Regions from separate parts of the Homo sapiens genome. Here region 2 is linked to region 1. The links are chromatin contacts, found by Hi-C or POLR2A ChIA-PET in ENCODE. All regions are on one chromosome and are shown on one strand. The core of a region is the stretch at or near the end of the contact, and the rest is flanking DNA. Distances in the headings are between cores, read along the strand shown.

Region 1 (5,778 bases), core at 1,201-3,700:
AGGGCAGGGGATCTGGGCTTTTAGGAAAAGGGCTGGAGAATGGACATAGTGCTGCTGCCTGGCTGAGCAGTTGTATGATAGATAAATGTTAATTGTACACCTCATGAGCACAAAGCTTGTGCCAGCCTGAGAGCTAGAGGCAGGATAGAAGTGGCTGGCTTAAGTCCCTTTGGACCTAAATGGGAATGTTCTTAAAAGGAGTCTCTTTCATCAAGTATCTGGAGGGGGCAGGACAGCAGGAGTGGGAGAAAGCTTTGGACTTTGGGCTGTGTTTTGCCCCTGCAGAGTTTTTTACTGCTCCTGCTGGCTAGCCACAGACCCCTAGAGGTTCTGAGAGACAAGGACAGCCAGATTTATCAGGCATCTGGAAAAGCCTTTGGCCAAAGTGGGGAGAATGTGACTGGGGCTGCAGTGGGGAGTGGAGGAGGCGAGGCAGTTCCTGCTTCTCTAGTAAGGCCTGACCTGTGTTGGAGGGAGCCACCGTACTGTCTGCTGTCCCTCAGAACAGCCTCACTGCCTGTGGGGGTGGGGAGAGCTCCCTAGAGATAGGGAGAAAGACAGTCCCTCGAGAATTTTGCCAGCTATGTTGGCTCCAGCCCAGCTGAGCCCTGACTATGCCAGAGTCCTGACTGAGAGGCAAGTTCTGTCCCCACTCACTCTTGGCTCCAACATCTTCTGGGTCTACCTTCACAAAGATGTGTCATGGAGCTCTCCAGGCATCATTCTCATGGACCCTTGTGAGGAGGGGCTACCCCTGGGAACTGATGGACAGCTGAGCTGATGGACACCAGAGGCCTTGGTGGATGGCCCAGAACCTATCTCCCTATGCACCTCTCTCTGTCCCACAGCTCTGAAAGGGTTTCCAGTCCATGTCGGTGCAAGAATATTTCCAATGCCCACTGGGGTCAGAGGTCTCACATGCAGATAGTCCCACCAAACTGTAGGCCCAGCCCCCAGGTCACCCGGCATCTAGGACCTCACCCCCATAGAACAGTGAGATGTGGGTAGGCTAGAGAAGTTAAGGGGCCAAAATTGAGTAGAAGCAGTTTTGATTTTTTTTTTGAAGCAGTTATGATTAATTAGCTTTTATGGGACACTCAGAAGTTCCAGAAACCCCTGCCCCCTGGATTCTTGGAGGCCCTGGTCCAGGTGGGCTCAGAGAAGTCACAGAACCTATGATGTTACTACAGACAGCTTTGAAACAAGCTCTGCTGTTCAGCATGGGTCAGCCAGGCTGTCTAGGGCTTTTAGGGAACCTGAGGTATCAGGCCAGGACTGTCCAAAGGCCTTTTATGTCCCAGACTAGATGAAAGCCAGGAGGGATGGAGGCCCCCAGCTTTCGTGGTCAGTTCTAGTTTTCCGTAGCCTACTTCACTCTTTTATGTATTTATTATTTTAGTGTGTTTTTTTTTTGAGATGGAGTCTTGCTCTGACACCCAGGCTGGAGTGCAGTGGCGTGATCTCTGTTCACTGCAACCTCCGCCTCCCAGGTTCAAGTGATCTTCCTGCCTCAACCTCCCGAGTAGTCTGAGATTACAGACGCCTGCCACCGCACCCGGCTAATTTTTGTATTTTTAGCAGAGACGGGATTTCATCCTGTTGGCCAGGCTGGTCTTGAACTCCTGACCTCAGGTGAACTGCCTGCCTCGGCCTCCCAAAGTGCTGGGATTACAGGCATGAGCCACCATGCCCGGTTTAGATTTTAATTATTTATTTTTTATAAAGATGGGGTCTTGCTATATCACCGAGGTTGATCTTGAACTCCTGGGCTCCAGCGATCCTCTTACCTCAGCCCCACAAAGTGTTGGGATTATAGGCATGAGCCACTGTGCTCAGTCCTAACTTCACTCCTTTATGAGGAGACCTTTCCTTTCTGGGCCCTGAATTCCAACCCACCTCCAACCCTTTTTTTTTCTTCTATTCTGCTTATGTATGAATTCCCATTTTGTGAGATGAAGGTGGCACGAAGAACTCTTTAAAGCTTTTCTGCCCCAATGTTTGATGCCTCTCATTCAGCTCCCCCTCAGAGGCAGTAAATGGGGAGCTCCCCTGCCTGGGTGACAGCCCTGAGCCTAGCTGTGGCCCAGCCAGCAGGGCACAGGCAGGTCTCCCACCTTCTGAAGACCAGGTGCCTCCATTAGTTCAGGGTTTCTCCTGACCTGACTAACAATGTAAGGGCGAGGCCTAGAGAGGGCAGGGCGGTTGGTCCAGGAGCAGCAGAGCTGGGGGAGGGGTCCTCTGTCCCAGCTCACTTCTTGACCAACATGCAGGTGGAACTTGTCATTTTCCTCTCTGAATTAGAAAGCTAACTCTCCCCCTCTCCTTCCCAGGGAAGAAGTCCAGACCCAAAGAAGAAGAAATCTCCCAATCCTGAAAGAGAGGGACAAATGAAATTTATGGTCAGGAAAGGATGGAGTTGGCCAGTGCCTTGGAACCATGGGAGGTTCTGCCCACGCGGCCTCCAGAGGATTTTTAAAGCTCTGAGCAGAGGCAGCTGCACTCTAGCACGCTCCTTTCCATCTTTTCTGGAGCAGCAGCTCCCTCTCGGGGGCAGCACCCTTCCTGCTTGAAAAATGCCTTTCTCTCCCCTGACCTCTCTCCCTCCCCCAGGTCCCCCACTGTACTTTCCTCCTCTTTCTTTTTCTTCCTCTCTCTCTCTCTCCCTTCTATAGAACAGCAGTTAAATACCCATCGTCTGTGCAGCACTGCACTAGGAGCCACAGAAGCTACAAGAACTAGGTTTGAAGGCTGGATGGGCAGGATTTAGTTGAGCAGTAGGAGGGAGGAAGGACTTTCCAAACAGGGAGGACAAAAGGGAAGGCTCAGGGGTCAGGAAGGACTGTTCATGCTGATAAGGGACAGGCCTGGCTGTGGTGGCGCCGGAGCATTGGGAAGTAGAGGGAATCTGGTTGCAGCGGGAGTGTGAGTAGATCAGGGAGGGCCCTACCAACCCAGTTAAGGAGTGGAGACTCAGCGTCCTCTACACTGGGGGACTGCAGCATTTTGTTAGAGAAGTGGGTTATATGAGGGGTTAAGGAGAGGGGGCTGAGGTGGTCATCAAATGTGGAGCCATGAGGGTCTAGACTGTAGTGCAACAACAAGAGCAGAGAGGAAGGGAGAAACAAGGGCCAAGAATTGTGCGGACTGGATTTGGGGTTGGAGAAGAAGTAGTCCAAGATGGCAGGTTTTGAGCTTAGGAGTTTGGGAGAATGCTGGAGGTATCTACCAACCCAGGAGCCCGGGGTTAGGGGTGAAGCCAGGTTTTAGGGAAAAGGATGGGTTTGGTGTTGTGGTTATAAAGAGATGGGATCCTCATAGAGCTTTCTTATGGTTAGAGACATAGACCGTGAGCACCATTGAACAGGCTGGGCTGCTGGGAAGGAAGGGAGAGCTCTTCTCATGATAGGGACAGCCGAAGGGAGTGTGGATGGGGTGACCTCTGACATCTCTCAAGGAGCTGGGATCCAGGTCCCCACTGGAGATTTTTGTATCAGGAAAGGAGGAGGGAGAGGGAACAGTTGGCTCATAGTAAGTGGGCTAGACTCCACTAAGGGGCGGTCCTGTGTGGGTCCTCATCCTAGTGCCCTACACAGTGGCCTTTCCTAGCTGCCCCAGGCAAGAGAGATGATTGGGGCCTCAGGCAGAATGGGCCTTGTGTGGACCATGGAGCTGGGTGCCTCCCAGCTCCTGCTGAATTAACTGCCTTGTTTTTCTCTTTTTCACTCTCCCAGCTGGTTTGCCTTGTGTGGCCTCTTTAACCATACTTTAACATATTAATGATGGGTGTTCTCCAAGCCACCTGTCTCTCCTAGCCTCTCAGGGGATTTCCAGGAATGGGGCTCTTTTCTCCCAAAGGCCAAGAATTGAAGCAGGAGCTTGCCCCCAGGCTGGTGTGCTGTGGGGTGGGGAAACATGCCAGGCAGCTGTAAGCCTCCCTCTTGGGGGCAGTGACCCAAATGCCTGGGACACACCTTTCTCAAAGCACAGCCCCAAAGGGCCTCCTTCCTGCCTAACCATTTTCCTGGACTCTGCTGCATTTAATGAGCTCTTGGTTTCAGATACATTGGTGTCCGGTGGTCAGGCCAGTTGCTAAATGGAGCAGGCCAACTAAGACAGCTGGTCCCTTTTAATAGAAAGGCTTCTGGGCCCCAGATGGTGGCCGATTAATAGTTTGCGACTGTTGATTTCGCCTACTTCCTTCTTGCTTTTTTGGCCTAATGATTCCATTTGCTGTTTTTGCTTAGCTTATCAAGCAACCGGTTGTCTCACCCCAGCTCTGGAAGGTAAATGCATATTGCACTACATTTCTCTGACTGCTTTTTCCTTGGGTCTGGGCATTGAGGGGCCACTGAGTGTCTGCTCGTGCACTAACCAGGCTGCATGGGGTGAGGGGAGAGCTGGAGGGTGGGTGGGGAGAGTGCAAGAAGGTACTCAGGTGAACATGGCTCTCACAGGGGGCCAGAGTTGATGCTTGCATGGGCCATTTGAGATGGGCACAGGATCTCAGGAATAGAAATATGGGCAGGGGTCTCTGAGATGCCTGCAATGACATCTCTGTGTCCCTAGGAGACACCATGGGAACAGAACAGAGAGCCATGAGTCATGTCACATGACCCACCTCTTCCCCATCCTAGGTTTTTTATTTCTTAGGGACAGGGTCTTGCTCTGTCATGTTGCCCAGGCTGGAGTGCAATGGCTCCCTGTAGCCTTGAACTCCTGGCCTCAAGGGATCCTCCTGCCTCAGCCTTCTGAGTAGCGGGGACTACAGGCATGCACCATGATGCCTGGCTAATTTTTAAAAATTTTCTTGTAGAGACAGAGTCTCACTGTGTTCCCTGGTCTTGAACTCCTGGCTCCAAGGGATCCTCCTGCCTTGGCTTCCTAAAGTGCTGGGATTACAGGCGTAAGCCACTGTGCCTGGCCCCAATTCTAGGTTTTCATGTTTTTTGTAACCACATACCTAGGTGTGATACCTTATTGTCTATCTTCTTCTAACCATGGTAACTGCCTTTTAAAATTTTTTTCTGCAGTCATTTAAGTTCTCCTTTTACCTCCTCTTTCTCTGAATTTTCCTTTCCTTTGGTTCCTCCCCATCCCTGAAGACTGTGAACTCTGTGAGATCAGAGAATACCACGTTAATGTATTCCTGCATAGCTTATTCTCTGAATCTGCTGCAGAGTCAGGGCAAGGTCTGGGCAGGCTCATGGTCCAGGTTTGCTGGGTGAATGACTGTCTTCTTGCCTCCTGAACTGAGGACAGCTCTTTACCCTTGGCTGAACTGACTGTTACAATCAAAATGGGAACATTTCCTGGCTACTTCCCACCACTTGGGCCTCATCCCAGACTCTGATAGTTTTGGGGAGAGCTAGCTACAGTTTCTTCACACAGAAAAAGATTTCAGAATAGCTAACTGGTTTCTAAATAGCTAATGTTTACAGACATGATTAGCAACTACTATGTCCATGGTCCTTGATGGGGATGAACACTGAGGAGACTTTGTTCTGTGTGGCTCATGGGTGGAACTGAGGATATCACAACTAATTCCAAGTGGAGTGTGGTAAGCGTTGACAGGAGACGACCTGGGCAAACCAAACCTTACCTAAGGGCGAGGTTAGGTTCCACTGAACATCATGAAAACCAATGATTCTGGTGTTCTTTAGAGACATATGATTAGTCTGTGATATCCTTGTGAAGTCATGGAGTTGGAAGGACTTGTCAGGGTTGGACAAGACCATTTCCAGATGTGTGGACTTCCTGGCTTTCCAGGGTATAGGGTGC
Region 2 (6,155 bases), core at 2,612-5,111, 34 kb after region 1:
AGAAACAGATCTGGGATTCTTGCTGAGGGACGGGCCTCACTGATCACACAAGGGTTGATTTCCTTATATATTTTCATTTTTAATTGTATTTTTGTTAACTGTATGTCACATGCACAAGGTATAAAATTCAAAAAGTACAAAAGATACATAGAGAATATTAAGTCTCCCCACTTCCCTATCCCCACTGCTCAGGTCCTCTCCCTGAAGGCAGTTACCAAAGCAGGTTCTTTGGGCATCCTTCCAGAGCTATTTTCTTTACATTTGAAAATACGTGTGTGTGTGTCTGTGTATTTTCCACACAAAGGTTGCATATTATACTTTCTATCCTTTACCTTGCTTTTTTATTTGGATGTTTGTTTTATTTATTTGGAATATGGATATACCATAATTCATTGGATCAATCCTGTATTGTTGGAATTTAGGTGATTTCTAGTCTATTGCAATTTAAACAGTGCTGCAGTATATATCCTTGTATATAAGTCCATCTGCACATGAAAGTATACCTGTACGATTAATTCCTAGGAATGGAATTTTTGGGTTAAAGAGTATAAATATTTTTAGTTTTAATAGATAATGCCAAATTGCCGTCTGTAGAGGCTGTGCGATGCCTGTAACCCTGGCCAAGAGAGTACAGCAGTCCCCCTTATCCACAGAAGATACTTTCCCAGATCCCCAGCGGATGCCTGACACTGCAGATAGTACCAAACCCTATATATATTGTGTTTTGTCCTATACATACACACCTATTATGAAGTTTAGTTTATAAATTAGGCACCGTAAGAGATTAACAACAATAATCATAAAATAGAACAACTATAGTAATATGCCAGTATCACTACTCTTGTGCTTTGGGGCCATTTATTAAGTAAAATAATGGTTACTTGCACGCAAGCCCTGAGATACCAGGACAGTTGATCTGGTAACCAAGACAGCTACTTAATGGGTAACGGGCAACCTAGTGTATACCTGGTGGCTATGCTGCACGAAGGGCTGTTTCACATCCCAGGTGGGGTGGCATGAGATTTTATCATGCTGCTCAGAACAGTGCAAAGTTTACAATTTGTTTTTTCTTTTTACTTTGGTTAATCTTTAAAACTCTCCCATGGCAACAATCATAGATTACTATGTCATATAACACCTATGTCTTATATCTCCCCAGGAAAACATACCACCATCGAGTGCCATGGCATCCTAGAGAGAACTTCCATCTTTGCTCACAGCGTTAAGAGCTCTTGGTTTTGCAGCCTCTTTGAAATGACCTATAAAATTTATCAATTGTTTATTTCTGGAATTTTTCATTTAATATTTTCAGACCAAGATTGGCCACAGTTAACTGAAACCACGGAAAGCGAAACCGTGAATAAGAAGGGGCTACTGTGTGATTAAACTTTTTGCTCTTTGAAGCTAGGTCTTTTAGGCTTTATCCTGTCAGTGATGATAAGCCATTGAAAGGTTTTTTAAGAGGGGAGTGTTTCAGTCAGGTTTGTGTTTTGGAAAGGTCATTTGGGCTGCAGTGAGGAAAAGAGTTTAGCAGAGGCAAAGACTAGAGTCATGGATACCAATTAGGAGGCTTTACAGTAGTCCAGGCAAGACAGAATTGTTGGCAGATCCGATTAGGCAGTTGGCAGTGGAGATGAAGGAAATGGATATTGAGATAATGAAGAAGTAGTTTCAATAGAACTGAGGGATTGATCTGGCTGAGAGTGCGTTAGGAGTGAAGGTAGCTTTAATCAAGAAGTTCTAGTTCCGTGAGTCTTGTGAACAGCAACAGTCTTGTATGCACAGTCTGCACCTTCTTTGTAGATTTATAGATCTTATGTCTTTATTAACATTTTCTAATCCTAGAATATCAAAAGATAAAAAAGAGGCTCTAATATATTACTAATTGCTGTTTCTTGGCACCAAGGCAGTTTTGTCTGTTAATATCCGGTTGTCAGAGAAGTTGGAAGAGCATTTTTATTAAGATTCTTCAGTTAGGCCGGGTGCAGTGACTCATGCCTATAATTCCAGCACTTCTGGAGGCCGAGGTGGGTAGATCATTTGAGGCCAGGAGTTCAAGACCAGCCTGGCCAACATAGTGAAACCCCATCTCTACTAAAAAATACAAAAATTAGCTGGGCGTGGTGGCACATGCCTGTAATCCCAGCTACTCGGGAGGCTAAGGCAGGAGAATTGCTTGAACCTGAGAGGTAGAGGTTCCAGTCAGCCAAGATCATGCCAGTGCGCTCCAGCCTGGGTGACAGAGCGAGACTCCGTCTCAAAAGAAAAAAAAAAGATTCTTCAGTCAGCCTGTAGTCCCAGCTATTTGGGAGGCTGAGGTGGGAGGATCACTTGAGCCCAATAGGTTGAGGCTATGATCTTGCCTATAAATAGCCACTGCATGCCAGTCTGGGCAAGATGGCAAGAACCTGTCTCAAAAAAAAAAAAAATCCTTCAGTCAGACTTATTCCTGATATTCGCCAAACTCTAATGTTTCCCACATCGATAACATTCATTCAAAATTCTGAATTTAGGCTGGGTGCAGTAGCTCACACCTATAATCCTAGCTCTTTAGGAGGCTGAGGTGGGAGCATTGCTTGAGGCCAGGAGTTTGAGACTACCCTGGCCAACATGGCAAGACCCCATCTCTAATTTTAAAATATAAAATAAATTTAAAAATTTAAAATTTGAAAAACAGAAAATTCCTAATTTAGTAAAGTAACTTTAAATTCTACACTTAATTTACATATATTTTAATTATGTATATTTAAAAGTCTTTCATTTTGTGATCTTATTCCTTTGATTTTGTGTGTGGTTCTGATATTTAAAAATATTTATATGTTATAATTTCAGTTTTATATAATACCATTAATTATTTCATCTGTTCACTCAGTTTCTACTAATTTTTAATGATGAAAAATGATACAGTGTTTTCACTTCTTCTCTGCATTTTCTTCATTCATCTTTTTTTGAGCCAGAGTTTCACTCTTGTTGCCCAAGCTGGAGTCCACTGGCACGATCTTGGCTCACTGCAACCTCCGCCCCCGGGTTCAAGCGATTCTCTTGCCTCAGCCTCAGAGTAGCTAAGATTACAGATGCGCACCACCACGCCTGGCTAATTTTTTGTATTTTTAGTAGAAATGGGGTTTTACTATGTTAGCCAGAGTGGTCTCAAACTCCTGACCTCAGATGATCTGCCTGCCTCGGCCTCCCAAAGTGCTGAGATTACAGGTTTGAGCCACTGTGCCTGGCCTTCATTCATTTTCTATCTCATATTGGCCTAAAGTTTGATTTCTAAGTGATTATCTTTATTTAGGTAAATATCCTCTATTTCTGTTACTTGGTTTTTCAGCTTTGAGTAATGTCTTTGGTGCCTGGCTCTTACAGGTGACACAGTCAAGGAAGTTTCTTCCCCTTTCCACTTTCGTGCTGGCTGTGTTGTTTCTGTATCGTCAGGGCATAGAACATTGACATTCTGATTTGCCATTCTAAACCCCACTTGATTTTAGTCTTGCTTCTACAGTTATATGTTAATATGCATTAATATATATGTTAATGTAAGTGAAATATGTTCAGTGCTTACCGTCAGCTCTTTTGCTGTTGTTTTCTCAATCATCTTTTGGTTGACTACATTTGTTCCCTGGTGATTTCCTCAAGCAGGGCTTGTGGGAACAATATTCCTTTAGTCTTTGTATGCTAAAACACAATGTTCTCGGCTTAGCAATTTTCCGGAGGTTTCTTCAGGAGTGTAGCTGCCAGCGTTTTCTGAGATCTGCCTCCATTCCATCTCCTCTCCTTGTCTGCTCTGCTCATCTGCCGTGTCTTCGGCCAGTTTCCACCCAGGCCTCCATGACCCTGCAGCTCTTGTTGCACGTGGACTTACGGGTTTATAACCTTGGGGTGACCTTTGTCTACAGTAGCCGTGATTTTGCCGGCGTCTTGAGACCTGCTGAACAGCTCCACTCTCCTCCCGCTGAGCTGTGGCCCTGTTTATTTCCCCATATCACTTTGCTCCTCCTCAGCTTCCCAGTGTCTGCATCTGTTGGCTTTTGGCAGCTGTTATCCTTTTGTTTGTTTTTTGAGACTGTAGGTTTTATTTGCCTCCAGTTTCACTAACAAAGGAGTTTGCTTTGTTTATTTCATGTTTACTTTGTTGGTTTTGATGATATCTTGGAGGAAAAAAGGGAAATCACTGTTGTACGCCACCATGTTTGACAGGAAGTCCTTTAAAAGTAGGTGGCGTTATGGTATAACAACAAAGAGCATGGGATTTGGAGTGAGATACACCCGGCTGCGAATCTGAACTCTGCCACTTACTGACTACCTGACGGTGGACAGATCACATGCCTTCTTGTCATTGTTATCTCTAGAATGGGGCTGATTCTCCTAAGTATTCATACTGTATGAGGAGTAAGTGGGGTAATATCATATACAGGGGCCTAGCATAGTGCTTTGCAAGTAGATGTTCAAAAGGGTAACATTATAATGTTTCATTAATTTCCTGGCATAGATGCCATTCAGAATTACTTTAATCCTCTCTGCTTGGATGGCATCCATTATTATCACTCACTCAATGTTACTGGTGGATGCTGTCACTGAGGCCATTATTGGGACACCCTTTGGCACTCTCTCACTTCACCCATAATTCTATCCAAGGCAATTAGTGCCACAGGAGAAGGACTGCTCTGGGAGCCCTGGGGAGAGGACAGTCTCCTTCATATGGTAGGGGTGAGGGGTGGAATAACCCATGAGCAAGGTCTTTCAGGAAAGGCAGGATTTCTTCAGGAAGAGGTGGAAAGGGCCAGAGCTGGGTCTGGGTGCTAGATATTCCCCAGTCCAGATTCTGAGATCAGAGATTAGGGTGAGTGGGCATGGATGGGGCTTTGGGCATTTGTCACATGTCTTTGCCTCCCAACTTCCAGCAGGCCTGAGAAACCAGGAGGCAAGATTCCCATCAGAGCAGTTGTAGATGAGGTCCGAGGAGACTGGGATGCCAGACTGGAAAGAGATCTGAATGTCCATGTAGTTAAATCCTTGCTTTTGTCCCTCTGTTTTCAGGTCCTGGAATGCCAGACAACCACGGCTCCTACCATGTCGGCCAGCAGCAGCTCTGATGTAGCCTCCATTGGGGTTAGCACTTCCGGAAGTCAAGGTATCATTGAACCCATGGATATGGAAACCCAGGAGGATGGGAGAACATCTGCTAACCAGAGAACTGGAAGCAAGAAGAATGTGCAGGCAGATGGGAAGATACAAGTGGATGGAAGGACCAGGGGAGATGGAACACAGACAGCCCAGAGGACACGTGCAGATAGGAAGACGCAGGTGGATGCTGGGACACAAGAAAGCAAGAGGCCACAGTCAGACAGGAGTGCACAGAAGGGCATGATGACACAGGGAAGGGCAGAGACACAGCTAGAAACAACACAGGCAGGTGAGAAGATACAGGAAGACAGGAAGGCCCAGGCAGATAAGGGCACACAGGAAGACAGAAGGATGCAGGGAGAGAAGGGGATGCAGGGAGAGAAGGGGACGCAGTCAGAGGGGAGCGCGCCCACAGCCATGGAAGGTCAGTCTGAGCAAGAGGTGGCAACCAGCCTCGGCCCACCATCCAGAACCCCCAAACTCCCACCTACAGCGGGTCCTAGAGCTCCTCTGAATATTGAATGTTTTGTACAGACCCCAGAAGGGTCTTGTTTCCCAAAAAAACCTGGTTGCCTGCCCAGATCTGAGGAGGCAGTAGTAACAGCCTCCAGGAACCATGAGCAAACTGTGCTGGGTCCCCTGTCAGGGAACCTCATGCTCCCAGCACAGCCGCCCCATGAGGGGAGTGTGGAGCAGGTGGGAGGAGAGAGATGCCGAGGGCCACAGTCATCAGGCCCAGTCGAGGCCAAGCAGGAGGACAGCCCGTTCCAGTGCCCCAAGGAGGAGCGGCCAGGGGGAGTGCCGTGTATGGATCAGGGTGGCTGTCCTCTAGCTGGCCTGAGCCAGGAGGTACCCACGATGCCTTCTCTTCCTGGAACTGGGCTGACAGCTAGCCCAAAGGCGGGGCCGTGTAGCACCCCGACTTCTCAGCACGGGAGCACAGCCACCTTCCTGCCCTCTGAGGATCAGGTCCTGATGAGTTCTGCCCCAACACTGCACCTGGGGCTGGGGACCCCCACTCAGAGTCACCC

What was found. Hi-C counts contacts between places; a loop is a spot of excess contacts on that map. ChIA-PET counts read pairs that join two places held with the same protein, here RNA polymerase II (POLR2A). Pooled maps may share reads with other maps.
Region 2: a loop to region 1 is called in a pooled map, with 8 times the contacts of the local background. The contact joins two enhancer-like sites. A Hi-C loop is called at or near these places in 3 of 168 maps with a recorded cell type or tissue (ascending aorta, cardiac septum and posterior vena cava) and 6 of 50 pooled maps. POLR2A ChIA-PET finds 5 or more read pairs at or near these places in 2 of 52 experiments (H1 and activated CD4-positive, alpha-beta T cell).

The regions. Positions count from the first base shown.
Region 1 is chr15:84,819,086-84,824,863 of GRCh38, forward strand. It overlaps ALPK3 (alpha kinase 3), which reads left to right. Exons shown (of 14, transcript NM_020778.5): 2 at 4,245-4,283. Among named protein-coding and RNA genes, the nearest start is that of ALPK3, 4.6 kb to the left of the region's middle. RefSeq lists enhancers at 27-558, 559-1,088. Within about 2 kb of position 2,451, at least 6 of the 41 ENCODE cell types and tissues checked have a DNase peak (open chromatin) inside an H3K27ac peak, as active enhancers do.
Region 2 is chr15:84,851,355-84,857,509 of GRCh38, forward strand. It overlaps ALPK3 (alpha kinase 3), which reads left to right. Exons shown (of 14, transcript NM_020778.5): 6 at 5,038-6,155. It also overlaps the pseudogene LOC124900361. Among named protein-coding and RNA genes, the nearest start is that of SLC28A1, 30 kb to the right of the region's middle. Within about 2 kb of position 3,862, at least 2 of the 41 ENCODE cell types and tissues checked have a DNase peak (open chromatin) inside an H3K27ac peak, as active enhancers do.